2 separate regions of the Homo sapiens genome follow, and region 1 is linked to region 2. The links are chromatin loops, found by intact Hi-C in ENCODE. Cell type or tissue: Caco-2. All regions are shown on one strand. Each heading gives the region's core, and the rest is flanking DNA. Links, peaks and the distances in the headings are about the cores only. Region 1 has its middle 16 kb from the start of CPNE8-AS1. Region 2 overlaps ALG10B (ALG10 alpha-1,2-glucosyltransferase B).

Region 1 (16,723 bases), core at 4,337-12,336, 590 kb before region 2:
ATGTATCTATTTAGTTGGGGCTTCTTTTACACCTTTCAGCCAAATTTGATAGTTTTATTCCCATAGCTATTAGATGGTTCTCACCATGTTCCTTCTACTTCTGGGAAAAGAAAATGTATAAGATGAGCCTAAAACATGTTTTCAGACCAGAAAGCAAAGAAGCTGTCAAAGACTACTGGAGTTACGTCAAAAAGAACTCAGTAGACAAGTCGAATAAACATCTAGTCAAAAGATGAGAAAAAGTGGTTACAATAAATCCAGTATCTTCAGCAGATTGAACTGAGACTGTTTCAATCCCTATGTATGCAGTGACATGCACAAAATTACTTGTTAACTTTGGAGATTGCTAAGGAACTCATTATTTGAAAAAACAGGCAAATAAAGAGTAAAAATCAAGCATTTATCATACCTTTCGTATCTAAACTGTACAACAGGTGACCAAATATTTGAAATAGGAATGTTTCAATCTATTTATTTATTTATATGCTTCTGATAACAAAAAATTATTGCCATTTTGAAAAATTTTGTTAATTAAATGCATTGGGTAATGTAGTAAATGCTCAAGGAATGATAACTATTACGATGATTACCATGCAGGTAAATCTTTTGGATGTTTGGAGTTGGAGTAGTTGTAATCAATGGTTGCTAACATAACGTAACAGGCATTATGTACACCCTAATGAAAATCTACAATATCACTTATCAGGACTCTTACCATAAAAATGAAAAATGAAAATGAATCTGATCAAGCCATTAGATCCAACTATGAATACTTTAACAGATAAAGCAGAGATGCATTTAATGAAACGAACACTGTGAAAAACTCTATAAGACAAAAAACCCAATTCTTTCAATAGCAACAACTCCCCTCCTCCTGAAAAAAAATCACAAGAAAAAATACAAAGGGAAAACTATAGAATACAAGAGACTTAAGAGGCTTATCAAACAACTAGAACACCTGTTTTGTTCACTGATTCCAACAAACTAAAGAAAAAACAAGACAATGGTTATATGTGACCTAACTGTAAATAAGACGATATATTAAAATTATTGTTACTTTTTTTTTTTTTTTGAGACAGGGTCTCACTCTGTCACCCAGACTGGAGTGCAGTGGCACGATCTTGGCACACTGCAGCCTCTGCCTCTGGGGTTCAGGTGATTCTCCTGCCTCAGTCTCCTGAGTAGCAGGAGTGTAGCATTATGCTTGGCTACTTTTGTATTTTCAGAAGAGATGGGATTTCACCATGTTACCCAGACTGGTCTGGAATTCCTGACCTCAAGTGATCCACCCACTTTTGCCTCCCAAAGTGCTGGGATTACAGACATGAGCCACAGCGCCCAGCCGATGTTATTTTTTAAATGATATAATGAAATTGAAGTTATTTTTTTAAACTGCATTCTGGGGGGATTCCTTTACTTCGTCTTGCATCTTAAGAATGTAATCTTTACTGATACTTATATTGCTATTAACTCAATTTGTTGTATTTTTTCTATTTTAACAATCACTTTTTATAGTTTCCTAAACTCCCTTTCCTAAAAATTCGTTAACGTTTTATGACTGTCATAGCTTTTAAAGATTTCTTTTCAGACATTATGTTTTAACGTATTTAAATATATTCTTCTGCTCATTCATTTTTTTCCCATGAACGTTGTTGAATGCTGGATGTTTTGCTGACTGAATGTAGTGATTCATCATGTTGACTTTCCCTCAATTTTTACAACTCTTCTTTACATTTTCATATTTTTCAATAAATGTAATATCTAAAGTATGACTGACATATATACACACACACACACACACACACACACACACACACACACACATATATATATAGGAATTACCTGGATAACGAGTATGGCAGGAAGAGTGATTAAAGTGAGAAAAAACTCAGAGCTAGAATGGAAGTGCACATTGCTTAGCATGGCTAAAATAAAATTGCTAAAGAGATGTGATTATAATACAATAGGCCAGAGAGTTAAAATAGAAAACAAAAACAAAAACATGTTGGGCAAGGCTTTTTGTGCCACATAGGACATTTTAGACTGGGTTCTAAAATCAATGGATAGCAATATCAAATTTGTGGCTTATAAAGACCAGTATGGGAGAGTGGTTTCCAAGGAAATAGAAAGCAGTTCCTTAAGAAAATTAGCTTTTGAGATAGAGGCTTTGTTTAATAGCTGGCTTCACAACTTATAAGCTTTGTATATTAGGGCAAGTTATGTTACCATACCTTTCTAAATTTCAGTGCCTTTCAAAAATTGTAACTAATAATACCTACCTCACAGTGTTGTTGAAAGAATTAAATTAGATAATCTTTCATTGCACTTACCATGATAATGTAGTAAATGCTCATGGAATGATAGCTATTATGATGATTATCATGTGGGTAAAACTTCTTTTGGACATTTGGAGTTGGAGTAGTTGTAGGATATTTTTAAAAGCCAAGCAACTGGCATTTTAATCTGGTCAGAGATTCTTAGTGCACACCAAATATCTTCTATTTTCTCACCTTCCTTGCAGTAAGTTTGGACCATATGATTAGTTCTGGCCAATGAAATATGAGAAGTGGCATATGCCCATTCCATAAGAAACTTGTAAGTCATATGTTTCAGATGGCATGGATAAAATATAGAGGTGGAATACCTGATTTGCACAGGATTGTGGTATGAGGGGAAAGGAAAACTTTACTGTGTTGTTACTAAGATTTGAGGGTTTACTTGTTACTGCAGCCTATTCAATCTTATTAATATTCAAATTGACCAAAATGATAGAAGGTAGAATGGAGAACATGGAAAAATTTTTTAAACCACTGGAATATAGCCAAAATGTTTTTAAGAGAGAGCTTGTGATTTGGCTATAGATAAAATAGGAAAATTTTTGGACATTAAGAATAATAAAAAAGAACAAAGGGAACATATTGAAAGGGCAAATTCCAAGGCCCCACCACAACAATTTGAATATTTTACAAGTGACCCAGATGATAAAAAGTTTGAGAATCCCTGATCCATAAGAAGGCTTCAAGATATTACTCAAATAACTAAAATAGAAGGCAGAATGCATAATAATTATCATGTCAAATGTAAAAATAAAGTGTTAGGAGAGCTGACAGTATATTTCTAAGATATGTCCATATCTAAGTCTTTATTACCACTAGGAAAAGTATGAAGAAGGTGGCATTTGAGATGGAAGATAAGAGGATAAGATTTTGGTAGATGAATATAGGCCATTCAGATAAAGGGAATGGTACAAGCCGAAGGAGGGTAGAGATAGGTATTGCACCTGCACCTAAGGTAACCTGATAGCTGATATTCATATAAAGTGCCTAACAAGCTTTAGGGAGAAGATTCTTAAATTTAGGTTTCCAGTTTTAATTTCTCCCTCAAGATTCTGACATGAAGACAAATGGTTTTCTGGTTTCATGTATACTCCCAAACTTGACTTTACACTACAAAAACTTAGACATACTTTTTGAAAATGGCAATTTCCTGATTAGAGAAGTAGAATTTTTCTGCTAATACAGGCTGATTTTGTCATACATTTGTAATGCTGACTTTACACTACAAAACCTTACACATACTTTTTGAAAATGCCAATTTCATGATTAGAGAAGTAGAATTTTTCTGCTAATATAGGCTAATTTTGTCATAAATTTATAATGCTCTGTAGGCAAGACTTAAATGTATCACTTGTTTAGATTTTTTTTCCATAAATGGGTGGATTTCTAATCCTTCTTACCATGACAACTGTTGTATTTTCCTAGTCCTTCCACCAAATAATAGTTTTTAGGACTCTGCTTAGATTCTGAGTCATAAAAGTTCTCTGAGATGTGTTAATTAATGACTTCCAATGGAAACAGAGAAGGAGGTTGTGGGAGAGTCATTGATATTTACATCCTGTGGTAGTTGAGTTCAATTATACCATTGAAACCCAGAACAATGCAATGCTTTAAAAATCGACTTCTCATATTCTTAACTGTTCTATGTCTACTTATTCTGGAGAATTGTAGGTTACTTGCAGGCTTTGGGGGAAAAGGCTTTCATATTTTAACATAGGTGAGAGATCAGCAATTTGAGTCTATTGTTTGTGATGCCACTTTGTCATCTGCAACTACCACTATGGCACTTGCACAATATTTCTCTAACTACTTTTAGTACATTACTGTAGAAACACATGTTCACATACAAATATCTCTTTTGATTCAAACATTAATTTTATCTCAATTTCCTCCTCATTTAGGAAGTTTCCTCAAGACACATCTATGGGGGTCCCTTGAAGCAAGTGTCATAACATGGAACAGAAATATTCTCCATGTAAACCTCTGTGTTAACATTTCCTGCTATTTAAGATAGAGAGAATGACTTGTGTAATTTCCTACAATTCCTTGTTAGGGACAATATAAAAAGGCATAATGAGTAAAACTTTTCAAGACACCATCTTGCAATAAAACCGAGTCTTGGAACAAGGCATGTATTTTCCATCTATTTTAGGTACAGTTACATAGTGCTACTTAATGCCAAAATCAAAGCAGGAAGTAAGAAATTCATTTTGCCTTGTAAAGAAAGTATTAAGTGGATGTCCCAAGCTTCAGCGTTTATGGGTCATTAGGCTACCATTTTAAGACACTGGACTTAACAATATTAGCCTTTTCATCAAGTGGCTTATGGTTATATTTTCCCGCCTAAATTCCAGACTTGATAATGAGCGACAGGAGCTAGGGAGAAAGAAGCCTACTGACTTATGGTTTAATTTAAGAAATGCTCTTACTTTGAATGAGCTTAATTTTCTCTGAGTTAAGTTATGTGTGTAAGATAATGGGGTGGGTGGAACAGTTCATTACTTTTGATGTGCACAACTAACAAAATCATTCTTCCAGGGTGTTTCTTCCTAGTTCATTCATTCATTAACATTTTTAAAGAATTTATTCTATGCTAATGGTACTATTGTAGGTGCTAAGAGTAAATAAAGAAGTGACTAAGACACAGTCTAGTCCCAGGTCTCCAGAAATTAATACAGTTTAGGGTAATTAATATCACCCTTACATCCAGAAGAAGTTTTACATTATTAATCACTTAAACTTGATGTTTGCAACTGACTTATGCAAGTAAGCATGACTGGGAGAAATTCTGTCTGTTAAGAAGGCATCATATTCTAAACTGCTAATATAGAGAAGGAACAAATTTTCCACTCTACAAAATGTATGTACCAAAAGACAAATTTTCTATAACTGAACTTAGTTTCAGTCCCAAGTTCCTTTTCTGCCCAGTCGTGGGGAATCTAATCTTGTAAATTTAGGGTAAACTCAATCAATCTATGGTTATTATTATCCTGTTACATTTCTCTAGGCATTTAATTTTCTTGAGGCTTATGTAATATCATAACAACACAAGTCCAAGATCTGTTATCACAATTAAAACTAATAATCCATTTATATTTGCTTTCTATCCCTCTGTCTGTCTCTGGCCTCTACTTCATTGTTTTCTCTCCTGTAAGATAAGTTCCTTGGACAGAAGCAATTTTATGTGGTATACCATGATGGTCATGAAGGTTCAATGTATTAGTACTCAAGGCAGTCAACTTTTAACTAGCTAACAAAGGAATGGATCTGTTGAATTAGAAGGTGTGACTACCAGCAGCTGGACAGATAATTCTTTTTTTTTTTTTTTTTGAGATGGATCTGTTGGATTAGAAGGTGTTGACTACAAGCTGGACAGATAATTTTTTTTTTTTTTTTTGAGACAGAGTTCTGCTCTTGTTGCTCAGGCTGGAGTGCAATGGCACACTCTGAACTCACTGCAACCTCTGACTCCCAGGTTCAAGCGATTCTCCTGCCTCAGCCTCCCAAGTAGCTGAGATTACAGGCACCTGCTACCACACCGGGCTAATTTTTGTATTTTTAGTAGAGATGGGGTTTCACCATGTTGGCCAGGCTGGTCTTGAACTCCTGACCTCAGGTGATCCACTCACCTCGGCCTCCCAAAGTGCTGTGATTACAAGCATAAGCCACAGTGCCTGGCCTGGACAGATAATTCTTAGCTGGCATTTTGAGACCTTTCAGTCAGCTGGTATTCAGTAGATACATGTTTGTGGTGCAATAGGCTGATTTGCACAAGATTAGGTTTACTGCAATCTCAATGTTGTAGGCTTGCAATGTTGAGAGGCTGTTGTCGTATAAAACAGTAGAAGACTCAATTACACTGCAAGCCTGGAGACAAATTCTTGTGAGGGTGAGGTGTTCTCCTGTAAGATGCCTAATATCCTCTGAACTCATTAAATGGTGCATTCTCTTTCATAGTCACAGTATTTGCTTTTATACAACTCTGGGATCTTCTTGTCCACATGTTTGAGAATCCATGGAGGAACGCTTTGACTAGAGATCCTATAAGAGTTCCATTGAATTGGAATCTGAGCTTGCTGCCAGACAATTCTAGACTCCAAATGGCATTTAATGAAAGACAAAAATATTCTCAGGATTGTGGTGTGGGCTTGGGTGACAGCCTGACTCTCAACAGGAAACAGGTTTGCTACTATAAGCAGGAATGGAAAAGAGTATGAATAGAGCCCAGGAGATCTCCGGTACATCCGTGTTTATTAAGCAGAATAAAAAGCGGTATCATAGAGGCAGGACTTCCAGGAGTTGGTTTCTAAGAAATGAAGTTGTAGGCCATAAACTTAGGCAATAAACTCAGACCAGATTAGATGTTAGCTAAAGGAAAAAAAAAGAAACAAGTAAATGAGATAATTAATGAGATACGGAGATTATCAATACCAACTATAGCCTTATAACCAGTTATAGATACAAAGTAGAGAATACCTGCATTTTTTTCTTGCAGTCATATGCACACACACACACACACACACACACACTCTGATAATTATCTCTCTGATAATTACTCTCTTTTCTTCCCTTTCACATTATTTAATGTTAGTTCATACTTTAAAGATTATCAATACAGAATTATGTTGGAATAAAAAAGGAATAGCCATTCCCCAGAGATCTTGAAACTGAATGTGGTAACTGGTAAGTCTTTGTGGAAGAAATGAGTGTATATTTGATGTGCAAGGCATAGTTATAATGTGCCACATGTGATCACACAGGTAGTTTTATACATCCAAATGTATATTAGGAAGTGTTAATAGGAAAAGAACTAGATATTTTTTGTATGCCAAGTGCTATAATTCTTTTCTACATTGGATTATTCTTACTTTGTAAATTTTGGTGGGAGACACACCCCATTTCTCAATATAAATGCTAATAAATTCTTTATTTTCAATTTTCCAGCTTTCCTTGAATCTGAGGAATAGACACCTGCTCTTACCCGAATGTCCCAAGATAAATAGACTAGAGTAGTTTGTCTTCGCTAGTGATGGCAGTGATGTAATTGGTGTAGGCAGTGGTGGCAATGGTGAAGAAATGACAGTTGAGGTGGTGAAAATGATGACAACGCGTAGCAAAAATGGCAGTCTGGTCTGTGGTGCTACATGGGAGTCAATTTTCCAAGTACAATAATGGAAGTGTTCTAGGGTCAGTATTGAGTAGTTTCTCTGGTAATAGCAACAATGTAAGGGCAACATCTAATATTCATTGGTGTACTCATTAGACCAGTCCTGAGGTGTGATTTTGAGGCATTTTGACTTCACTGTCTCAACTTCATTGACTCTGAGACTGGTTCTCTTGAACTCCCAATGATTCTGGGAGCAACCCAATATGTAATTAATTTAATCAATTTTCTGCTTAAATAAACCAGAATCAGCTTTGGTTGCTTGCAATTAATTAACTTGACTAAGACCTGTTGATTTAAAGCCTTCCTCTGAGAGAAGGGAGAGGGTCAGGGAGAGTTTTGTCAATTTTCTTGACAACAAAGATTTCTTCATTCTTCTCTGATTACATTCTTCCTTTGGATATGAGCCTTGCAATTTCCTCCCCATATCTAGATTAAACCACAAAAAACCTTTCTCCAATAACATGTGTGTGTGTATGTATGTATATATAAATGTATATATATACACATATATATGTGTATATATAGAGAGATATATATAATATTATATTTTATAAAAATGTAAAAGACTAATCTAGTATTTGGGGAAGTTATACATATATATATATATATATATATATATATGTGTATCTCTATATATATACATATATGTATATATATGTATAACTTCCCCAAATACTAGATTAGTCTTTTCTTACCTTCAATAGAAGTTTTCTTATATGCTATCTTCTGGGATTTCATGTTGGGCGGGGGTGGGGAGGGGATTCTCTCATTGAAAAAAAAAAATCTCAAGTGGTTTATAAAATCTTATTTTTAATCAAGTTTTTGACTCAGTGTGAGAGAGAAAAAAGCAAAAAGACTACTTAAATAAAACTGGAAAAGACCTTTAACTAAATGCTGTGTACCTGGAAATTTTGAGATGACTAAGTTTAATACAAGTTAAAAGAATTAAACTACTGTATATTTGTTACAAAAAGGATCAAAGAGAATTACCCATTTGGAAAATGATAAATACTTCATGCTTCTTGAAATTAACTTGATTATAACATACATTCATTTAAAAGAAAAAAATAACATTTTAGAGGGGCACTACACACGTGCAAGAGAAAAGAATAGAAAATTTCCAAATTCTGTATGTTTCTTTATATTATAATTTATAGTAATTTAAAGAAATATGTCTACCACTGTCTTTTTTTGTGTTTTTAACTTATTTTTTGTTCTGAAAAATTTAATAATAAAAACTACACCTCTTATCAGAAAAAACTCTCCCACGAACAACATTTTGCACATAATTTTGCGGGATTCATGGGACCTTTGAAGCCCCTTTATTAATCCTTTTTTAGGATCCTTGGTTATCATGTTAAACATCTCTAATCTCCAAAGGAAATCCAATAAATTTTTCAGCCAATTACGATTAAATTTATATTATTATAGTATTGATTTAATTTTTTATTTAAGAATATAAGCTTAACTTATTATAAATAATAATCTTATTCCATTGAGTATCTTAGGAATAGAGTTTGATGAAGCATAATACATTAAAGAATAAATGCCATTAATTCTTTTTAAAACAGGATCCTTCTTCTATTTGATTGAAGTAGTACTCTAAGCAGAAGAAAGGGCAAAGAAATCTTTAGTTAAAACAAAAGTAATACAAAAATTTGAATCTGAGCAGTCACAGCTGTTCACAACAGCTTATTGTAAGAAAGTCAGTTACTGGTTATTTGTACTCCCTAGCAGGTAGGCATGTGCCACCTGCTGGTCAGATAGTTTGAGCTGCGAATATTCTCAGTATGTTACATGCATGAGTCAGGAGCCTGGAGTGTGGATATATTTTTACAAAGCAAAACCTGTTGAGAGTCTATCTATCTATCTATCTATCTATCTATCTATCTACCTATCTATCATCTATCTATCCATCTTCTATCTGTCTTCTATCTACTCTTCCAAAAGGAGGTATTTCTATTGTAGCATAACTCTAAATGCCCATAGATTTAATTTATGAAGCTATGATGTTAGTTACATATTGAACTGAAATCTACTCACTGCACAAACATAAACGTTTGCTTTGATGCTGTTGTTTTCCCTATTTATTGAATCTCCCTTTTCACCAAAGCAGATATATTATTAGAGAATTTTCAATGAAATTATAAAAACAATCCTTGGCGAGGACTTACCTATTTATCTATCTTTCACAGTCTGAGATGGAGATAAACACTAAGTGGCCTGTCAAGACCTCTTATGCTGATGTTTGAAGATGTACGGATAATTACTGGAACTAAACATGTATAAGATAATAAAAGAAGTCTTCATACACTCAAAACTGTTATTATATAATCCATTTTATCAGATAACATTGTAATTGGATTATTAATCAATAATAAAAAGATGATAAGATACTCTTTTGAGAAAAAAGATATACTCCATACAATCAATTGGTTAAAATGAAATTTGTAAAATATTATAAAGCAGCAGTCAAAGTACAGTCAGTCCTCTGTACCTGTGAGTTTCACATCCATGGATTCAACCAATCACAGATCAAGAATATTTTTAAAAGCATTTCATTTATGTACAGACTTTTTCCTTGTCATTATTCCCTAAAAAACACAGCATAGTAACCATTTACATAACATTTACACTGTATTATTATACTAATATAAATAATCTAGAGATGCTTTAAAATATATGGGAGGATGTGCAGAGATTATATGCAAATACCATGCATATTATATCAGAGACTTGAGCATGTTGGTGTCCATATGGGTCCTGGAACCAAGCTCCCATGGATACTGAGAGGCAACTGTACTCTATATCAAAACTTGTGGAATGCAGCTAAAGCAGTACTATAGGGAAATTCATGGCTTTAAGTTCTTGTATTATAATATGAAAAAGATTGTGAAAAACTAAGCATTAAACTTAGCAAGTTGGAAAAAATGAAAACAGAGTAAAGACAAAAGACACATAAGAAAAGAGCAAAATGAAAAGAACAGAAATTAATAAAATAGTAAATAGATAAAATGATACACAATTACAGGCTGTGTCAGCAGAGCTAAATGATTGTGAGCAATTGTAAATGGTATGGACATACAGAGGAGGAACAGATTGGCTATGAGGGAATGGAAGATAAGTGCTATAGTTTGAAGAATTCAACCTTTGGAGTTATTTGATTAGAGCCATTTGCCACTTGCTATAGATATGTGACCTTTAAGTCATGGAGCTTCCCTAAGTCTAAATTTTCTTGTTTGGGATGGGAATAAATAATACCTATTTTAAATAATACTTACTTCACAAGGTTTTGATGAGAAGTAGTTATTGACTTTATTTAATATACGTCAGCTTTGGCTCTCACTGTCTCACGAGTGATCTGATACAGAGAGTTTCATTCAAGTTTCTGAAATGCTTAATGTATACATTTTTACATGTCATTCATAGCCTATAATATATATGTAAAAGGAAACAAAACATCTTTATTATTAGAATTCTAGATTTTAAAAACTCTCTGGATTGAAAAATCATACTGCTTCCCAGTTAACTCTGCCAATTTTCCTCCACATTAAAAAAAACCCTCCCATTTTTAATCCATTCAATACATATTCACCATGAGTCACTGTGTGCCAGGCCCTGGCCTCAGCAGTCACGTGTCTTGGCTCACTCTCAGCTGACGGATGGCCATGGTCTCTTGGAAGCCGACTTAATTATTTTTTGTGGGTCATTTTGTTTTGGGTGAAAACATGTTTTGTGTTTACAATTGTGGAGGGCCGGGTAAACATCGGTTGCAACCAGAAACAAAAAAAAGAGCTTATTTGAAGTTTTTAATGTTGTTTAATTTTTTCCCCAATGGTTTGACTATGTGTATTGGACTACATACAACTTTTTGCTTCCTTAACCAAATCTATTTATGTGGACCTGTTATACTGTTGTTAAACCACCATTTGGAACTTTATCGTTCACTTGCAAATGCTGCAGTCATGGAGCTACCATTTGTGTGAAAAAAAAGCAGGTTTATGAAAAAAGATTTGTACTGAAGATGTATTTAGCATTCTATACATTGAAGTTACATAATATCCTACTATTTTTGGCTACAGTCATTATAAAAACAAAGTGGCAGGAAAAAGTCTCTTGTAAAGAATAAGAATATTGCATCCTTCCAACCTGTGATTCTTTGAATGTTATAGTACATTATCAAGAAAGAAAAGATACCTTTTTTTTTTTTTTTTAAAGACAGAGTCTCACTCCATCACCCAGGCTAGAGTGCACTGGAATGATTTTGGCTCACTGCAACCTAGAGGCATGTGCCACCATGCCAAGGTAATTGTTGTATTTTTAATAGAGATGGTGTTTCACCACGTTGGCCAGGCTGGTCTCAAACTCCTGACCTCAAGTGATTGCCCTCCTCAGCCTTGTAAAGTGCTGGGATTACAGGCGTGAGGCACCGCACCCAGCCACCAAATTTTTAAAAATTTTAAAATCCAATGTAGTTGTCAATCTTGGCAATCAGAACAATTAACTGCCCAGCTAATACAATGAGTCACGCTAGAAATGCTTCTTAAAACAAGCATAACAACCACCACCACGACCACCATCATCAAAACCTAAGATTTAGTGGAAAATGGTTTTAGTGGCCTCTTAAAGGTAAGCCATTCTAAAATATACATGGAATTAATGAATAGACCTTTTAAATATTAATTTTTCTTTTTTATGTTTGTCGACATTCTTTGACATGTTGATTCATGCTGGGATAAGCATGAGTTTTCTTGTACTGATTTTAAAAGCTCCTAATAGAGATACATTGAGATCCTGTGAACACCAGACGGAATGCATAGAAATCAGTCTTTTTTTCTCTGCCATATGGAGAGCTACTGTACCAAAAATGTAGTATCCCAGAGGCCACTACAAATCTGTGGCATAGTGTGATATTTCATAGTTTATGAAAAGAAAACAGAAGGAGGCAGAAAGAAAGGAATGGTGGGAAGGAAAGTGAGAGAAAACACATCTGCAAGTAAGATGCTTTTAGGGTCTGTTTGTGGCCAGTGGGATGGAAAGGATCACTGCTGGAGTAGAAAACAAGCAATAGTTAGTACAACTGAATTGCTTGAATATTTTCCCAGAGATCTAATAAATATTTATTAAATATTTAAAGAATTAAGAGTTTTAGCTAACTGTATGTATCATAACGAAGATTTGAGAATAAAAGCTGTCGTCCCTTAATTGAGTGACAGGGTCACATAATAATCATTTTATCCGACCAGGCATGGTGGCTCCTGCCTGTAATACCAGCACTTTGGGAGGCTGAGGTGGGCGGATCATCTGAGGTCAGGAGTTGGAGACCAGCCTGGCCAGAATAGTGAAACCCCATCTCTACTAAAAATAAATATTCTTTATTATGCCTGCCTCATATTCAACTGTGAAACATGCTTTATTTATCAAATTCCTTACTGATGAACACTTAATTTGTGTCCAGTCTTTGATATTGTTAACTGGTATAATAGGTAACCTTAGGCAAATATAATTTCACACATTTGCAAACATTTCTGTACAATGGATTCCTCAATTGGAAATGCCAGGTTAAATGGTGTGTGCATTTTTTTTAAAAGCCTTATTGAGGTATTATTGACATACAATAAACTATATGTAATTAAATTGTTCATTTTGATACATTTTGACATATGTATTCAACCATGAAAGCACCACCACAATCAAGGTTATCATTATAGCCATCACTCTCCACTGTTTTGCTTTTTCAGTATTACAAATAAAGCTGCTATGCACATCCATGTATATATCTTTGTATGAATATATGTTTACTTGGGCAAATACCTAGTGGTGGAATGGCTACATCATACGATCATATGATGAGTGTATGTTAAACTCATACATCATATGACCAGTGTATGTTTAACTTTTAAGAAACGTCCAGACTTCCGAACTGTTTTCCAAAGCGGCTGTATCATTTTACATTTCCACCAGCAGTATATAAAAGTTCCAGTTACTCCATATCCTCACCAATACTTGGTATAGCCAATTGTTTTTATTTTAGCCATCCTAATATGTGTGCTCTAGTATCTCACTGTGATTTTAATTTGCACTTTTATAACAATTAATGATGTTGAGCATTTTTTGAAGTATTTATTTGCTGTCTGTATATCTTCTTTGGTGAAGTGTGTGTTCAAACATTTTTTCAGTTTTTCAAATTGTGTTGTTAGGTTTGTTATTAAGTTTTGAGTTCTTTATATATTCTAGTCATTGATCAGATATATGTTTTGCAACATATTTCCTCTCCTATGTGATTTGTCTTTATTCTCTTAAGAATGTCTTTCAAATAATAAACATTTTTAATTTTGATGAAGTCCAGTATATCAGTTTGTTCTTTTCTGTATCAGGCTTTTCTGCCTCAACCTCCCAAGTAGCGAGACTTACAGGCTCCCACTACCGTGCTCAGCTAATTTTTGTATTTTTAGTAGAGATGGTGTTTCATCATGTTGGCCAGGCTGGTCTCGAACTCCTGACCTCAAGTGATCTACCTGCCTCGGCCTCCCAAAGTGCTGGGATTACAGGTGTGAGCCTTTGCACCCAGCCAAACTTTACAACATTCTAAGGGACTCACTTGTGAAATAACAATTTAATTATTTGAACTTTCAATAAAGAATATTGCATCTGTTATCACAAAATTATGGTAAATTTAACAGCAATTAACTTTACTATGAAAAACTGTTTTGTGAATTACAAGTTTTGCCTGAATCTCTTGGACAGTTAGAGAAAGGTCCTGTAGTATTTTAACATTTTCTAATTAAAATAATTATTTTCAAATATACCAAAAAGCCTAGGTTAGCTCATAAGAATGTCAATTATAACAAGTTACTAAACACCCAAGATTTATATTCTTTTTTTCCTCTCTGTCTCTATTTCCCTAGTTTCCAGCAAAATTTTTACTTTTTTGCATGGTTGCACATTCTAATTATCCACGCAGGAAAGAAACCAGAGCAGACTCTGACCACATACTAATTAATGCTTATCTGCCCTGCTCTAGCAGCGATCTAAATCAGGTTTGGAAATGAGGCATTAGTTCCTCATACATCTGGCTATAGTAGGCCAGAGGGGATTGTTCCTATATGAGGTCCTCAGCCATGCAGTTGCTTACTTAAGAGCTATTTTCTGGATTAATAGCATGTGAAGCAGGGTGGGCTTTATTCTCAAGACAGCACAGCAGGAGCTACAGTTGGGCTTCTAGGACATTTTGGTAGAAGAATCTGAAAGACAGTCCTTGGATGATTACAGAAAATCTTTAGAGGATTCTGTAACATTGGTAACTGCCCAAGAAAAAGAGTGAGGCAACCCACAGGGACAACAAAAACAAGGCAGAAATGTGGCCTTTGCAGCTTCTACCACAATGATCCCATTGACATCTTTCCCCTTAATAGCTTCTTCTTTTTATTTAGTGTCTTGATGCTGTTTTTTGTTTGTTTTTCTTTTCCTGTTTGTCCACGTGCTTCTTCCCAACTTGTTTCCTTGGTAGGACCTTTCTTTGTCCTTCTCTCCCAAGGCCAGATATGCATTATTTTTCTTCTTTTCCTTTCTTTCCTGGAGTACTCACCAAAATGCTTGGCATCAACTGCTAATTCTAAGCTATTGATTCCAATATCAACAATCTTGTCCTCTCACCAGTCCCAAATGCCTGTTGGACAGTCCATCCAAGTGCTCAGCTGTTGCTGAACTAAACATATCAAAGTGAATTTAGATACTTTTAACAGTCCTTGGCCACATAGCACCTCACTCACATCGGTGTACACTGAGTGCAAGGGACAATCAATGAGTGAGACAGATGGACCCCTATGCCCTTGAGGCTCAATGACTAGCAGGAGAAATAGGTATTAAGCAAATTGTCAAACAATGCTTATTCTAACTATGATAGTTAAAAGTTATTGCTTATTTTGGGCATTTAGGAAGGTGTCTGTAGACGCAAAATATTTTCGACTTCATACTCCTTTTATAAGAATGTATTTTTTCTTGTATTCTTTTGAAAAGTTTCAGAATTCTTTATGCCTGCCCTTTCTGATTCATTCTTGCAAATGGATTTCTTTCAGCAGTCTTGAAAAATCAAACTCTCTGAATTAGCAAATTTAGTGAAAAGCTACTTAGAAGACATTTTTGATAAATTTAGAGGTTGAAAATATTTATAAAAAATAAGTCTTGTTCTGTACTTAATAATCATGAAAAAATATCCCTGTAAAATTCTTATGGACAGGCCCCTTTCAAAGACATCTGGATTTCAAGGAGTAAAGGCTTTATTCTAGGAAGTCTCTCAATGTTAGCTGGGTATCATTGAGTAATTATATTCAAATAAATGTCTACAACTCTAGAAGAAACATACTGCTATTTTCTTTATTAGATAAAGGAATCCTCAGATTTCATATATGTCTCTTCTCTATGCATTAAGTTGTCCTGCTAGATTCATTGTTTAAAAAGCAATGCAAATGAGAGTATTTATTGAACACTTCCATGAGGAAATGACATTTTAGGTAGGCCATGAGGACTGAATAGGAGTTGGCCAAGTAAGACAGAATTAAAAAGAAGTACAGTTTAAAAGCTTTGAGAAGGAGAGGGGCAAAGTAAGTTAGAATAGTTCAAGGAAGGCTGTGTGGCTGAACTGTAGTGAATGTAGATGCCTCTTAGTCATATAAGCTACATAAGTAATTTTAAATTATTACTTGGGAGATAGGTGACACTTGGAATGCTCCTCTGGGAAGCTTACGTAAGAAAATAGAGCCAGAGGGTTTAAACCATCACCACCAAATTATGGTCATCACTATAATCAGCATCACTACTCTCATTTTAAGTGTTAAGTGCTAAATGAATTACATACATTTTCTCTAATTTTCACTAACTGTATATCACACATAATGGTATCATTTAACAGGTAAGAATACTGAGACTCAGAAGTACCTGAAAAGACTTTGTTGAGGTAGTGACATCTGATTTGGAGCCAAATATGTAAGTGTTAGCGAAAGAGGAAGGCAGAGAGGAGTATTACAGACAAGGAGAGTGGTATGAACAATTTAGGAAGGATTTTGTCAAGATCAGATTAATGTTTTATAAAGTGCATTCTAGCCATGGAATGAAGAGAAGATTGGAGGAGGGGACTGGAAACAGGGAGACAAGGTAGGAGAGTGCTGCATTCACCGGGGTGAAAGATGACCATAGACTAAACTAATGTCTACCATTAATG
Region 2 (16,723 bases), core at 4,393-12,392:
TTGGCAAATAATCATTGATTGGCCCAGTTATTATATTTTTATGGGAGCCATAAGAAAAAATAGGGAAAATAAAACCACACATATATACTTGTATTTATTACATTAAAATGTTTCCGGTTGTTATAAAAATGGCATATTGCTATATTGGCTGTATCAATGGATATTTTTCTTGTTCATACCTCCTTATCATGAGAGCAGCTAGAACTGTTTCTAAATAAAGCTGAAGCAACATGAGAATTACATTTTTAATGTAACCTATTCTGCTATGCTGGCCATAACTAAGGACCATGGATGGCATCTGAGTCAAAGGAAAATATTCATAGGTGATATTGAGTGAGTCCTAGTATGGCTCAGATGGAAGCCTATTGTGTGTGTTGTGAGTGGGAACCAGAGTAGACCAATTAGAATCTATCTCTGTGGGTTTCAGTGTGCTGAAGGAGACAGAAGATGAAAAAGAAGGTAGATATTTTGAACTCAACTTTTATCCCAAGTCTCACTTCTTGATGAGGCTTTGCTATACATTCCAATGTTAAAGTTCTGGGGCCCACCAGGGAGAGACTATGTAGATGGAAGCAAAATATCCTCTCCTAACTCATGTTTCTCTACTCTCAACGACTTTCCTTATTTCTTCCTTGCATTGGTAAAATGCCCAACTAATGTAATTCTAAATAATGTACCAAATGTAACATTTATTTTAGAACATCAAATGGAACATTTAGAACATTTTAGAACATCACTGTTTTGGGAAGACAAGGTCATTAACTGTAATAATTAGCAAGTATACAAAAAAGTGACCAAAATCTGTGTCTTTTCAACTTAAAGAAGGAACTGACATTTTAAATGATGTAAAAAGCCATTTTAAAACATTCCTGAAGATAGCAACAAAGAATGACTCAATTATCTAACACTATTTAACATCATACAAAAATTATGATAAAAGTTAATAAAACTATTTGGTGTATTGCCTCAGTCATATTAAATAAATCATGCATGACCCTTATACTGTGTGCAATTAACAGCCATTTAATAATTTTTGTATGTATTTTCCTTTCTCATTTGATCTAATAGGTTCACCTTCCTAGGTTCACACAGCATGTTAATGGCAGAGCCAGGACTTGAATCCAGGTATTCTGACTCTAGCTCAAGTGTTCTGTATTTATAGCTGCCTTACTGTTTTAGACAAAGACAGTCTATCAAAATTTAGTGTGTAGCAGAAAGTTGGTTGGTTTTTATTTTGTTCAATGTATTTCTCCTTTATTTATTAGAGAAAAGTTATTTCAATAATTACAAAATAGTTATCAATTCGAATATTTTAAAGGTTTTGATCTTGGTTAATTTACCCTTATCAAATATTAAGCCTAAATTACAAAACCCTTAAAAAATATGAACGCCAAATTCAATTAGAATTTTTTTCTTAGATGCCTGCTAATTATTTCTCATAATAAGCAGTTTTCTTCCAAAAACTACACCATTATTTCAGTTTGATGAAAATTTGTTCCTGATGGAGGAAAACTGGATTTGGAAGATAGAAAAATTAAGTTAATCCTCTGGCATTGTAATGATAAACATTTAACTCAGAATTTACTGAAAAAAAAATTAGAGTATACCTAGAGATTCAGATTACATGCAAACAAATTTACAGTTTTCCAAATTGCATTATTTGTCTTTTGAGACTGAGAAAATCTCATTGGATGATCAATAGTTCACAGAATTTTTCATATGTTAATAAAGAGAAAAAATTAACACAAGGAAAGGTCCAGTATAATACCAAACATTATAAAACAGAAAAGATCCATAGTCTATCAACTTTCTAGCTACACAGAATTCAAATATCAAGCTAGGTGTCAGGTTGCATTATATGTAACTCAAAACCATTTGGAGATTTGGAGAAACTTCCAAATTGCATTCCTTTCAGAAAGCTAAAATCCATGACTATTTAAAAAAATTTACCTTCCATGTCACTCACATTACATAACAAATAGAATCACTTTGCTTTCATTCTTTATCAAGCAACCTACTCTATAGCACAGCTATCAGAGAATGGCAGGGTGCTTTTCTAATGGCCTGATTAATGGAAACAAGAATTTCCCATACAGAAGCTTTTGGAAGCCTTTTATTACTATATATACATTACTATATTTTTATTACTCTCTCTATATTACTATATATATACAACAAATTCCACATTTATTAAAACTATTTATAAATTCCAGGTTTGACTTGTATTCCAATTGGAAAGAAAGAAAATATCAAGGTTTCTACACATTCTTTTTTTTTGAGACGGAGTCTCGCTCTGTCCCCCAGGCTGGAGTGCAGTGGCGCGATCTTGGCTCACTGCAAGCTCCGCCTCCTGGGTTCACGCCATTCTCCTGCCTCAGTCTCCCAAGTAGTTGGGACTACAGGAGCCCGCCACCCACCCCCCCCACCCAGCTAATTTTTTGTATTTTTAGTAGAGACAAAGTTTCACAGTGTTAGCCAGGATGGTCTCGATCTCCTGACCTCGTGATCCGCCTGCCTCGGCCTCCCAAAGTGCTGGGATTACAGGCATGAGCCACCGCGCCCGGCCCTACATATTCTCTATTTTTTTTTTTAAGATGGAGTCTTGCTTTGTTGCCCAGGCTGGAGTGCAATGGCACGATCTCAGCTCACCGCAACCTCCGCCTCCCGGGTTCAAGCGATTCTCCTGTCTCAGGCTCCAGAGTATCTGTGATTACAGGCATGCGCCACCACGCCCGGCTAATTTTATATTTTTAGTAGAGACAGGGTTTCTCCATGTTGATCAGGCTGATCTCGAACTCCTGATCTCAGGTGATCCACCTGCCTCGGCCTCCCAAAGTGCTGGGATTACGGGCGTGAGCCACTGTGCCAGGCCTTACATATTCTTAATTACGGGGAATAGAATGCAGCTATGATTATCTGCTTCAAGCTTCTAACCACATGTTTTCAAAATGCTCAATGACAAAAATAAGCAAATATATTTGCTTAAAGCTAAAAATGTTCAAAGAATGCATTTTTTAAAAAAAAATGAAAAATTGACTAGCATCTGTGACATTATGAAGGTAAGTAAAATGGTACCAAGTTCCTGTCAGACTAATAACTGGAAAAGATGTCCAGGAGTGCCACCTTGAGAGAAAATTTAAGACAATGCATTTTGAAAACAAAATTGGCATAAAGGGTTTCAATGTTGCTCATCACAGTTACCCCAACTAAAGGACATCACTGTAAATTTTTATAGTACAAGTGAAGAGATAAGCATGGTCTTTCAACTCAGATCCTATTATATTCTTCTGTCTTTTCATATCAGTATTCCACATGTATTTCATTCCAATGTGCCTCTTGGATATTATTTTAATGGAGAAAGGTATTCTTAGAGTCATTGGTATGTGAAGAAAGGATTTCTCTCTTTTTTTCTACTCTTTCTGGTGGTTCCTTTCTCTGTCTTCAGTCTTCCTACTTACTCTCTTCCTTCTTTTCCTAGCAATACCCCTAAAGTTCTCATGCTCATGATCCCCAGAAATACTTGTGCTTATGTGTGGGCAGGCAGTGTGTGGGTATGTGTGGGGGATATGGTTGGAGAGCTGGAGGGAATAGAATAAGACATTCTCATATGCTTTTATAATATTAATAACCAATTAGCTTTAATGTGTTACTTTTCCTTGCATTTCCTGCATTTTATGATACATTTCCCTGCATTTCAAAGAACAAAATTTATGACCAAGACATAGATTTCTAGATGTGGCTAAGTAAAAACTACTGACTTAGATCAAGATCATCCCCTCCCATGGTTCTCCACAGCCCAGGGCCTGTTTATACCTCTGAAACCTTACAATGTATTTGGCCCAAAGACCCAATGTATACATTAAACACACACACACACACACACACACACACACACACACACATACAGAGTGAAGATTCTAGGTCAAGCTAGGTTTCATCTAAATTTGATTTTTTCACTAGACCTTTAGAGAGTGATAGGGTTGCAAGGAAAATATAAAAATTACAAAGAATAGTACTTACTGAGAAAGACTGATAGGGTACCTGTTACAGGTCATGAAACGTTTCTCCTAAGACTGCATCTCTCCTCCTGGCTTCAAACCCTTTCAGATCAAATATTTTAGGGAGGTCTCCAAAACTCCTCATGTTTCTGATGGAGAGCAACCTTCTCTCTGGCTTCTGCATCACTTACAACAGGATCTACAGGAGAGTGGAGGGCCTGTCTCACAGAGCCATTCTACTGGTGCGAACTGAAACCTGGCTATCGAATCTAAATAACTATGTTTCTCTCCACACCAATTTATCTGTGGGTCTCTGCGTGGGACATATGCTTTCCTTGCTCCTCACTGTATACAGCAGAGCACTGTTCTTACTTTCTTCCTAAAAATAACCTCAGTTCTTTGGATGCACAGGCCATCAGATGATGCAAGTTTAGCAGGAATCAGTATAGCGCCCTGGTTAAGAGGGCATGTTCTGGAGCCGCATTTCCTGTTTGTAAACTATTTCAATTCCCTATGACTTATTTTCCTTGTCAGTAAAAATGGGGATCATAATAGCATTTGCCTTAGGGCATCTCTATGAGGCTTAAATAAATTCATGTTCAATATTTAGACTGGTGCCTGTCACATAGCACTGCATAAGTGTTGGCCACTGTCACCACCTGCTTCTCAGCCATATGGTTTGCATCACATTATTCTGCCTGAAATGCTTTCTGCAGTGTCTCCACAGGTTTCCATACAAATAATCTCCAGTGTGAATTTCTCCATGAAGTATGTCTTTGTCCCTTCAGTCAGATGTGATTTCTATTCTCATGTAAACACCCTAGCTCTTATATTCCTCCTCAGTGATAATCATATTGTACTTTGCATTAGTTAGCCCCCATTAGGCGAGTTCATCTTGTCTAGAGTAGGTCACTTTTGCGTTTCTTGATACCGTTTTTTTCACACAAGGTTCCCTCAAGTTGTCATTGCATTTAATAACAAATACTACGATAAACTTTGTTAGAGGACCATATTAGAAGGTGATATGGTTTGGCTGTGTCCTCAACCAAATCTCATCTTGAATTTTAGCTCCCATAATTCCCAGGTGTCATGGGAGGGACCCAGGGGGAGGTAACTAAATCATGGGGGCAGGTCTTTCCCATACTCACTCCTAGTAGTGAGTAAGTCTCACGAGAGCCAATTGTTTTATAAATGGGAGTTGTCCTGTGTAAGCATTCTCTTTGCCTGCCACCATGTAAAATGTGACTTTGCTCCTCCTTCACCTTCTGCCATGATTGTGAGGCCTCTGCAGCCATGTGGAACTGTGAGTTGATCAAACCTCTTTCCTTTATAAATTACCCAATCTCGGGTATGTCTTTATTGGCAGCATGAGAATGGGCTAATACAGAAGTCCATATTCCAAAAACTTACTGTTGCCACCTAAACTATTTTCAGGAATTCTCCCTTTTAGTTTCACAAAACCAAAAATAACACCCACAACTTCCTTATCTAATAAACAGAAAGACTACACATAACACATGTTAACTACAATCAAGACAAGGTTCTTAGGCAGGTCATGGTAGAGGAGCTTTTATTATATTAGCTTTCCAGTAGATTGACTCATTTAAAAAGGGAAAAAATCTTTTTGGAAACATTGAAGAGTAAACAAAAGAAGGCAGGAACTGGATGGACTCAGTTGAAAGATCTCACTGGGTGAGATCCATGTTTATATGGCTTTTCCCCCAGAGGGCACACCCTAGTTAGAAAGGTGCAGTATGATTGGTTTGAGGTGTGAAAGGATGGAACTCAGGACTGCTAGAGTAGCTGTAATTAGGAGAAATCTCAGAAAAGAGGGAGTCACAGAAGAAGGGAATCCCAAAATCTGTGTATAAGTCCTGGGCTGACCTCTGAGCTGCATATGATAAGAGAAACTCGAAGACACCCAATGGAAAGTAAGAGGTGGAAGTCTGCAAACACAGAGTAGGGACCACTTTCTTTTTTTTCACCACAAGACCCAAAGACTGGGGCTTGAACCCTGCCAAGTTAGATGTGTTTGGTAAATACTCTGAGCTTCCTACAGACCTAGCCTAAAAAAGAAACCCAAGCCCCAACAAGTTCAAGGTGATCAGCCAGTAATTTAACTGCTTTCTATTATTATGAGAATAAAAGGAAGATTATACAGACACCCAGGCTAGTTATGAGCACACATCACAGGTATTTAAAAAGATTTGGTTCTATTTTAAAATGACTAATAAAGCTTAGCATTAGGGAGGTGGTAGACAGGGGAAAATGGCTAACAGGACAGTGTGAGGGAAATACAAAGCTTCTAATACTTGGTTTAGGATAAGAAAATGTGTTAAATAGACACAACTCCCTCTCCCTCTCCCTCTCCCCACGGTCTCCCTCTCTCTCTCCCTCTTTCAATGGTCTCCCTCTGATGCCCAGCCGAAGCTGGACTGTACTGCTGCCATCTCTGCTCACTGCAACCTCCCTGCCCGATTCTCCTGCCTCAACCTTCCGAGTGCCTGCGATTGCAGGCGCGCGCCGCCACGCCTGATTGGTTTTCGTATTTTTTTGGTGGAGACAGGGTTTCGCTGTGTTGGCCGGGCTGGTCTCCAGCTCCTATCCGGGAGTGATCTGCCAGCCTCGGCCTCCCGAGGTGCCGGGATTGCAGATGAAGTCTCATTCACTCAGTGCTCAATGTTGCCCAGGCTGGAGTGCAGTGGCGTGATCTCGGCTCGCTACAACCTCCACCTCCCAGCCGCCTGCCTTGGTCTCCCAAAGTACCGAGATTGCAGCCTCTGCCCGGCCGCCACCCTGTCTGGGAAGTGAGGAGCATCTCTGCCTGGCCACCCATCGTCTGGGATGTGAGGAGCCCCTCTGCCCGGCTGCCCAGTCTGGGAAGTGAGGAGCGCCTCTTCCCGGCCACCATCCCGTCTAGGAAGTGAGGAGCATATCTGCCCGGCCGCCCATTGTCTGAGATGTGGGGAGCGCCTCTTCCCCGCCGCCCCGTCTGGGAAGTGAGGAGCGCCTCTGCCCAGCGCGACCCCGTCTGGGAGGTGAGGAGCGTCTCTGGCCGGCTGCCCCGTCTGAGAGGAGCCCCTCCACCCGGCAGCCGCCCCCTTTGAGAACTGAGGAGCCCCTCCGCTCGGCAGCCGCCCCGTCCGGGAAGTGAGGAGCATCTCCGCCCAGCAGCCACCCCATCCGGGAGGTGGGGGGGGTCAGCCCCTGCCCGGCCAGCCGCCCCGTCCGGGAGGGAGGTGGGGGGTCAGCCCCCAGCCGGCCAGCCACCCCGTCCGGGAGGGAGGTGGGGGGCAGCCCCCGCCCGGCCAGCCGCCCCGTCTGGGAGGTGGGGGGGTGCCTCTGCCCGGCCACCCCTTCTGGGAAGTGAGGAGCCCCTCTGCCCGGCCGCCACCCAGTCTGGGAGGTGTACCCAACAGCTCATTGAGAACGGGCCATGATGACGATGGCGGTTTTGTCGAATAGAAAAGGGGGAAATGTGGGGAAAAGATAGAGAAATCAGATTGTTGCTGTGTCTGTGTAGAAAGAAGTAGACATAGGGGACTCCATTTTGTTCTGTACTAAGAAAAATTCTTCTGCCTTGGGATGCTGTTGATCTATGACCTTACCCCCAACCCGGTGCTCTCTGAAACATGTGCTGTGTCCACTCAGGGTTAAATGGATTAAGGGCGGTGCAAGATGTGCTTTGTTAAACAGATGCTTGAAGGCAGCATGCTCCTTAAGACTCATCACCACTCCCTAATCTCAAGTACCCAAGGACACAAACACTGCGGAAGGCCCCAGGGTCCTCTGCCTAGGAAAACCAGAGACCTGTGTTCACTTGTTTATCTGCTGACCTTCCCTCCACTATTGTCCTATGACCCTGCCAAATCCCCCTCTGCGAGAAACACCCAAGAATGATCAATAAAAAAAAAAAAAAAATAGACACAACACATTATAAAATATTATCAAACATGAATTTATTTAGAAACAAAATAAAAACATGCTATTTGAACAAACTTTTTTATAAAGAATAAGTTGACTGAAAAGCAGTTTTAAATAACATCAACTCACAAATGACTTTTAGAAGCCAAATAAACATTTCTATTTTAGAGAATAGTATGTAATACATAACTTAAAAGCATATAGAACACATATTCCTACATTCTTAAAAATAAGAGATTGTGATTCCACAGAGAATTTTTCAAATATCTAAAGTATGTCCTGTTAAACCAACAATTTGCTTCCAAACAGGAGTCTCTTTTGAGAAGCTAAATATTAATTTTCAAACAACTATTTCTCCATTTGTTAACTGGAATCATTCATATTAAAACAAAGGTCTTTATGTCAATGTATGTTAATATGGCTGAAGGCTCCAGCCCTGAGTTATTTTTTTACTTCCTTAAATTCATAATTACAACATATATCAATTTGAGGTATCATGACAAAAACAGAAACAAAAGACACAATGGTAGATGAGAATCTATCTCCCTGTGGAAGAGGCAAAATTAGTGTGGACCTCATTTTTCTGACCTATAAAACTAGGAAGTATAATCACATTACTTGCGACAATTTTTCCTTCTAAAATGCCATGAATTTGAAGGTAGACTTCATGCCTTTCTCCATCATAACAATAGAGTTAAGAATATTGATTTTGGAGTCAGGCTGCCTGGTTACGAATCCCAGCTCAGACAGTTATTTTGTAATCTTGGAAAAAATACTTCACCTCTCTATACTAAGTTTCCCCATGTGTACGGTACTGATCTCATAGAGTTGTTATGAGACTAACATGGGTAAATCACTTTATAACAGTGGCTGATACAATGTTACACGAGTTTTCAAATGAGATATCATCACTCATTGTTTGTGGGAAAAGATTCTAACTATGTCATATGAATGAAGTATGCCATATGCAAAGATCATATCATATGGGAAGATATATTAGGTTAAATCGTCTAATGATTACAAAACACAAAGTGAGGTTTTTTTTGTTTGTTTTTTTTACATTTATCTTAGCTTCATACAACGCAGAAAACATTTGAATAACATTAGATAAATAGATATAAATGATTATAAATCTTTGTGGTTTAAAACAATAAAACACTATAAAAGAGTTTAATTCAGACTAATAAAAGTTTAACTACAACACTTGGAAATGTAGCACAATATCTCCACCTAGTGGACACCTTAAAAATTTTTACAGATAGTGCTCAGCCTTTTTTTATCACTGGCGGAAAACTTTTCAAATAGAAGTAATTTCACGAATATAGAGGGATAAAAAATAGAAAATAAGTTAAACACTATATTACCAGTGCTCCAAAACATCACCGCTAAAATACATTTTAGTAAGTTGTATAACTCAAATGTTTTTCTAAAACAGGGTGTAATAGAGTCAAATAGTAGTTTTGGTTTAGAAACTTAAAATATACCAAAGACAGCATGTAAGTCATCAGAAATACTTGACCATGACTTAGCAATTAATTTTTAAAAATTAGCTGTAACAAAATTTAGAATTTAAAAATTACAGAGCTTTAAAGATGTCAGATACCTTTAAAAGACATTTGAACTACTTGCTATCTAACTCTTGTGTAGTATCTTTGATAAATAGAAATCTTATCTCCAATGAATGAGAATCTTACTTTTTTTCTGGGCTTGTTTCCCTAAAAAGACTAAACAATTAGAAGTTATGCTTTTCATGATTTGCAATCTAATTGTTGACCTCTGATTTACACTTCAGGCAATACAGAATTAAGTCCAATCTTTCAAATAATTATTCTTCAAGAGAGCTTATCAAGTGATAGAATTTCCACTTATCCAAATTAAATATCCCACATAATTTTAGTCATTTATCTTACAACAAAATTATAAGGAGTTATCATGTTGTTCATGCTCTTTTGAACAGTTTGTAGCATTTTAAAAAATGACTATATCCAGTACAAAAATAACACGTCATGAATGGTTTGGAAACTGCAGAGAGCAAACATGGATTTTCACCTCTCTCTCCATATACTACTTCTTTTGATTTAAAAAAAATTGAAAAAAAACTTTTCATAGTGAGGCAGAATATGACGGTCAAAAACTCACAGGCTTGGGAGTCATACCAATCTATGTTCATTTAGTGACAGTGTGGACTTTGGGCAAATCACCTGACCTGACCGACCTTCAGTTTCTTCAGCAGTCAAAGAGAAATCAACATCTGCCTCATAGAAATATAAATGTAGCATCAAATGAGACAATATTTGTAAATCAGCTAGTATAATGCCTAAAACATTATAGGTGTTCAATGAATGATGGCAACCATCATTATTATTGTTACTTTTTCTCCTTTTTTCATCTTATATATGCCATACACACACATATATGGTTCAACTAAACTGAATTAAGTTTCACTGTGAAAAACCAATACATTTAATATTTTTCTTGTTGGAAGCTGGCACAGTGGCTCATTGTAAATCCTAGCACTTTGGGAGGCCAAGGTGGGAGGATCACTTGAGGCAGGTGTTTTGAGACCAGCCCACACAACATAGTGACACCCTGTCTCAATTCTTACAAAAAAAAAAAAGGAGAAATTATATGTATACACACACACATACATTACATATATACAAATTTGTATATATAAATACGTATATATTTGTATATATAAATATATATATATGTATTTTCTTTTCCTTGTTAGAAAAATACTGTATTGTCTTTTGGTCTGATGGTGATAGGCTGAGATAAAATTTAATTAACATTAAATTCATCAAAAATTTATCTCTTAAAAAAGCACAATATAGAGATATTATATTGTGACAGAATTTCTTACCCTAGAAATAATTTTTCAAATCTCAAATATTAAATATTAGTGTTGACTCATGGATATATGTTAAAAATATGTCCTCAATCTCTATTTTTATTATAATTTTCTCAGTTACACAAGTTTTTGTATATTGGAAACGTCAGTTGTCAACATTAAATACATAAAAATGCCCTATATAAAAAATAATTAACAGCTATTCCTAGAGTGGTAAAATGTAGCCCAACTAAAAAAAACAAAGTATTTGTAATTAGTTGAAATGTCTTTTACCTTTAAATTCTTTAACCTGTTATTCGTTGAAGGTTACTGATTTTTCTTATTTTAAATAGAAATAAGAATATTTTCTTATTTTAAATAAAAAGCAATTATTTTGAAATTATACCCTTAATAGGGTATAAAGTTTCTTTAATAAGAAACTTTCCTTTAAAGTGTTATAACCTTTTAATGGTTGAAAGTTATTTGTTTTTCTTATTTTAAATAAACAGTAATTATGTTGAAATCATATCCTATCAAAGAAACAACATGTTTACAAGTAAATACATGTATAAGCATTAAATGCTAGCAGGGGTCTCCAATCTTTTGGCTTCCCTGGGCCACACTGGAAGAACCATCTTGGGCCACACATAAAATACACGAACACTAATGATAGCTGATGAGCTAAAAAATAAAATAAAATAAAATAAAATAATAAATAAAATAAAATAAAATAAAATCACAAAATATCTCATCATGTTTTAAGAAAGCTTACAAAATTTGTGTTGGGGCCGCATTCAAAGCCATCCTGGGCTGCATGTGGCCTGTGGGTTGAACAAGCTTGCACTAAGGCAAATAAAAATTGTTAACACTGGGTCAGAAAATTACACAGAAAAATGTTTAGGATGACTCTTATTATGAAACATGATTTACTTCCTAAAATTAGCCACGGTTATGTAGGATGTTTTTTCTATTCACTTCACTCTATACTAAAAACTTCATTCAGTATATATTTACTCAATATTTATCATATGACATACTTATAAATATTATGAGTATATGGCAGGAATGAATCCTTTTTAAAATAAGGTTATACACATACCAATCAGACACTGACTAGAGTTAGGACAAATACTATTCTCATTTGAAATGAGGACTAAAGACTAAACCACTTGCCTTATTGATCCCAGAGCCACAACCAAATATAAAAATCTTAACTCCCATGTTAAATGTTTTTTTCTACAAGCCCACAGTTCCTAAGTCATATTTCAATTTCCATTTAAAAATTTTCAAATTTATATCACAATTCTTACTTGCTTCACTTTTTAATGAAATTCCAATTACTTCAAAGATAATAAACGCTTGCTAACCTAATAAACACAAAATTTATTTCTTCATGTGAATAAATATTTTATTTAAAAGTGAGTCCAAAATAACAGTCCACTATTTAGGTGGTATAAATAAAAATGGTAGATCCCTTCCTCTCTCCTCTCTTCCAACAATTCTAAGGAAAATAATATCAAGCCAAGTGGCAATTAAGTTCAAACTAGAAATACATTTCATTAAGCTACGTATTTATTAGAAATAAATTACATTAGGCTATTTACACAAGTTATTTTATGACTGGCTATGCACATTTCAGAAATAACTCTAAGAAGACAAAGAAAAGGCCAGACAGCTAAAATAATTTATCTTGCCAAAATGAGATGCTAAGTTTAAACTGAGAGATGCTATCTTTCCAAATCATTTAAATACATAGACGCAGTTCAAAAGATTCCTGACTATCCATTAATGGAAAACATAAACGTTAACAAAATTCACAGCATACCTGAATCTTACTCATGCTACCTAAAGATAACATATCTCTAGAATTTCACAGAAGATAGAATCAGTTCAAAATGATGTATTACTGAACCTATAATGATTTATGGACTAGATATTTTTATGACACTTTTCAAAATAGACATACTCACAGACTTTAGTAATGGTAACTGTAGGGCTCCAGATGCCCTCGAGCAGGGCAATATTTTTTTCATAATCACCTAATTTTAATCAATTCAGCTAAGTCTAATGTTTAAAAATTCATGAAAAAATATCTATCTACTCAATAACTTTTGAAAACACAAATATAACTAAGAATGTTTCTAAAAGCAAGGATCTAAACACCTAAGAATGGTCTTCTCAGTTGTTTCAAGTGAATGACTTTGAGTTTAGTATCATTTCTTGAACGACTAAAGGCAAAATGATCTGTTGTGCCAAGTTCTTACATAATCATTTTATCTGTTATCTATTTTGGAAAATTCACCAGCAAATGGCCATCTTTGAACTGCCTAGAAAATTTAACGAAGACATTTATCTTAAATTCGAAAGTATTGATAAGCATTCCTGTTTTAAAATAATAAATAGTTGAAAATAGCACCTTTTAATACATGGCATTCTTTTCTTAAAATGCCAAGTACTATATTTTATGTATTTTATAAAAAATGTGGAAGATTAACCTGTTTCTCTCTGAATGTAGATTTTCACCAAAACATCTCTTAAACAGCAGGGACTCAACACTTAAAAATGAACTAGAAGAGCTGGGCACAGTGGCTCACGCCTGTAATCCCAGCACTTTGGGAGGCGAGGCAGGTGGATTACCTGAGGTCAGGAGTTCGAGACCAGCCTGGCTAACACGGTGAAACCCCGGCTCTACTAAAAATAGAAAAAATTAGCCAGGCTTGGTGGTGGGCGCCTATAATCTCAGCTACTCGGGAGGCTGAGGCAGGAGAACTGCTTGAACCCAGGAGGTGGAGGTTTCAGTGAGCCAAGATCGCGCCATTGCATTCCAGCCTGGGGGACAAGAGCGAGACTTCTCCTCAAAGACAAAAACAAACAAAAAAAGATATAGAACAGTGATCCCTCCAAAGAGCAGTCTTCTTTAATTACAGGGTAGAATATTTTCCTCAATTTTGCCAGACTAGATCAGAGTGGAAGCTTCTCCTCTCAGAAGTATTCCTAAATACAAAATCCTTGCATTAATATTATCAGACAAAAAGTTACTTTCCCTAAATTACACATTCTTTTTTCAATTTTGACTTCCCAGATTTAGTTCTCCACTATAGTAAATTAATGACAAAAGTATAATTTCTTTGAGTGTCCTCTCTCATCTAATTTTTAAGAAGTCTGGGTAAAACACGTTTTTCTACAATCACTGTTATAACTAATGCCGATCTATTTTCTGAGTACTAGAGTACAACCAAAAAATGGCCTGCATTTATTACTCAAATTATACTTGTAATTTTCACCTGCACACAATTTTATATTTGTAAATGTAGACTCATCACTTAAAACTCAGAGAAGCAAAATTTGACATTGAGGGGAAAGTAATTTGTTCACTTATAGCTACTTTTAAAGTTTAGAAACATAAAATTATGTTAAAAGATGAGTTCTATTCACAATTCTAAGTTTACATGTCAAAGTTAACATGCCCAAATAATACTTTCCTGTAATGGAATGACAACCCAAAAAATACACTCAAAATAATAAACACAAAATTCAAAAAGTAACACAAAATAATCCTACCCCAGCAGTTGTTCCCTAATCTACAAAGTCAGACCAAAGGATTTCTCAACTTTCTTTCAATTCTGACTTTTTTTAATAGATAATGGAATCAAACACTAGTCACCTTTAGCTTTATATTACCTAAGAAGTCACTTATTTTTTAACCTCTCAGTAAAGATACTGAGAGTTATTTAAAAGGTATCAGCTAAGATATTATCTCCTGATCCAACAATCCCACTTCTGGCTATTTATCCAGAAGATTTGAAATCCGTATGTCAAAGAGAAGTCTGCACTCTATGTTCATTGCAGACAAGTCACAATAACCAAGTGATTCGATCAACCTAAGTGTCCATCCATGGATGAATGGATAAAGAAAATGTGGCATATATATACAAAAAAATACTATTCAGCCTTTAAAAAGGAAGAAATTGTGTCATTTGCAACAATATGGATGATCGTGGAGGACATTATGGTAAGTGAAATAAGCCAAGCACAGAAAGACAAATACCACATGATCTCACTTATTTGTGTAATCTAAAACAATTAAACTCACAGAAGTAGAGAGAAGAATGATGGTTGCTAGAGGCCGGGGATGTGGGAATAGGGAGATGACAATCAAAAGATACAAAGCCTCAATTAGATAGAAGGAATATGTTTGACTTTTTTTAGATCTATTACACAACATGGTGAATACAGCTAATAATTAAGCACTGTATGTACATTTCAATACTGTTGAGAGTACATTTCAAATGTTTTCATCACAAAATATGTCAAATATTTGAGGTGATGGATAGATTAGCTTTATTTAATCATCCCACATTATATTCAAAAATCATAATGCCACTTCGTACCTCATAAGTATATACAACTATAATTTGATATATAATAAAAAATTTTTAAAGGTAGTCTCCTAACAATCATATGAGGATTATCCTAAAATGTCCTTTAGTAACTGTCATGGACTGAAAAGTATCCCATGAAGAGACAATGTCTACTCAGAACATGTGAATACAAACTTACTTGGAACATGGGTCTTTGTAAACATAATTAAGGGTCTCCAGACACAATCACCCTAGATCAGGGTGGGCCCTACATTCAAAGACACTGTCCTTAAAAGGTAATGAAAAGACAGAGGGAAAGGCCGTGTGAACGCAGAGGCAGAGACTGGAGTGAAGATTGCTGTCTGCAATACTTAGACAAGATATGCCCATAAGCCAAAGAACTCCAAGAATTGCAGACAGCCACAAGATATTAGGAAACAGACATAGAATGGATTCTTCCTTAGAGCCTCCAGAAGGAACCAACTCTGCTGACACTTTGATTTTAGACTTCTGGCCTCCAGACTGTGAGGAAAATTGTTGTAAGCACCCAAGTTTGTGGTCATTTGTTATGGCAGCCCTGGGAAGCTAATACAATATGTATTTCATAAAGGAAATCCCCCTTTTAAAGGATTATAATCAACACAATTTGTCTTTGGCCATCATACATTTCATATTAGGAATTAGTGAAAGAGCTTCATCATTTCTGGATTGTAAACAATAACCAACAATTTGATGCCTAGACAGACATATATGAGTCTCTACTTTATCATTTACTATCTATGCATTTCTATTTTGACTTAGAATTAAAATTATATTTACTGAAATGTTAAGGAACTTTTCAGTCAAGAATATCACCTGACCATTTGTAAATATTTGCTAACACATTGTTATTAGGTTGGTACAAAAGTAATTGTGGTTTTGCCATTACTTTCAATGGCAAAAACCACAATTACTTTTGCACTAACCTAATAGTTCTCTCTGAAGAGAATAAATTAGTTCTAGTAATATGAAGCATACCCAGTTTTAATAAACTTATACATACAAAACATTCCCAAGCTTTGTGAGGGGCCAACATTACGAGAGCGATATGAGATATCTGAAAACAATTTTATTTTCCCATTATTCAGGCTTTTGAAGCAGGTCTTAAGCTTTCCCAGTTCTTTGCCACTTAATTTCTTACATATGTTTAAAATATATATTAAAAAAACTAATGTAATTTGAGGACCACCACTGCACCTAAAAGAAATTCCATGTTTTCCACCTATTCAGTTGTTCTTTGTAGAAATGGTCTAATTATTAAGTCCATTTTTACAGTTCAAAATATCACTGATATTACCACATAAACCTTTGAATGTCCTGACTATTTGGCCACTGAAAAGTCTTGTTCAGAAAGATGTAAAAAGTTATGAAATTAACAATTGCATAGCAACTCAGTTCACAAACAAGTCTGGATGTGGGAGGCAGAGTTATGTTAAGCCTATAAATGACATAAGGTAAAATGAAGTAACGAAATTCCAGCAGTTTCTGAGGAACTATAACAATGAACAAGCATATGAAAAACATTAAATTCCAAAAAATTGGCTTTGATTTCAATGAGTCAGCTATAC

The links. A loop is a pair of places that touch in the nucleus more often than their neighbours do. Peaks named below come from ENCODE experiments on the same cell type or tissue, not always from the same donor. Only the 100,000 strongest peaks of a DNase experiment are listed, where the experiment ranks them.
Region 1: a loop joins it to region 2, with 10 times the contacts of the local background. A loop is called at or near these places in 16 of 110 quality-filtered maps.

What each region holds. Positions count from the first base shown.
Region 1 is chr12:38,913,799-38,930,521 of GRCh38, reverse strand. No RefSeq gene overlaps it. Among named protein-coding and RNA genes, the nearest start is that of CPNE8-AS1, 16 kb to the right of the region's middle. RefSeq lists a silencer at 9,248-9,337. In Caco-2, for the core only: a CTCF peak has its summit at 9,259 (motif pointing left); a DNase peak (open chromatin) is centred at 9,261.
Region 2 is chr12:38,320,939-38,337,661 of GRCh38, reverse strand. ALG10B (ALG10 alpha-1,2-glucosyltransferase B) reads right to left here. Exons shown (of 3, transcript NM_001013620.4): 3 at 7,941-16,723. The coding sequence ends at 16,449. Among named protein-coding and RNA genes, the nearest start is that of ALG10B, 13 kb to the right of the region's middle. In Caco-2, for the core only: a CTCF peak has its summit at 9,162 (motif pointing left); no DNase peak of the experiment used is centred there.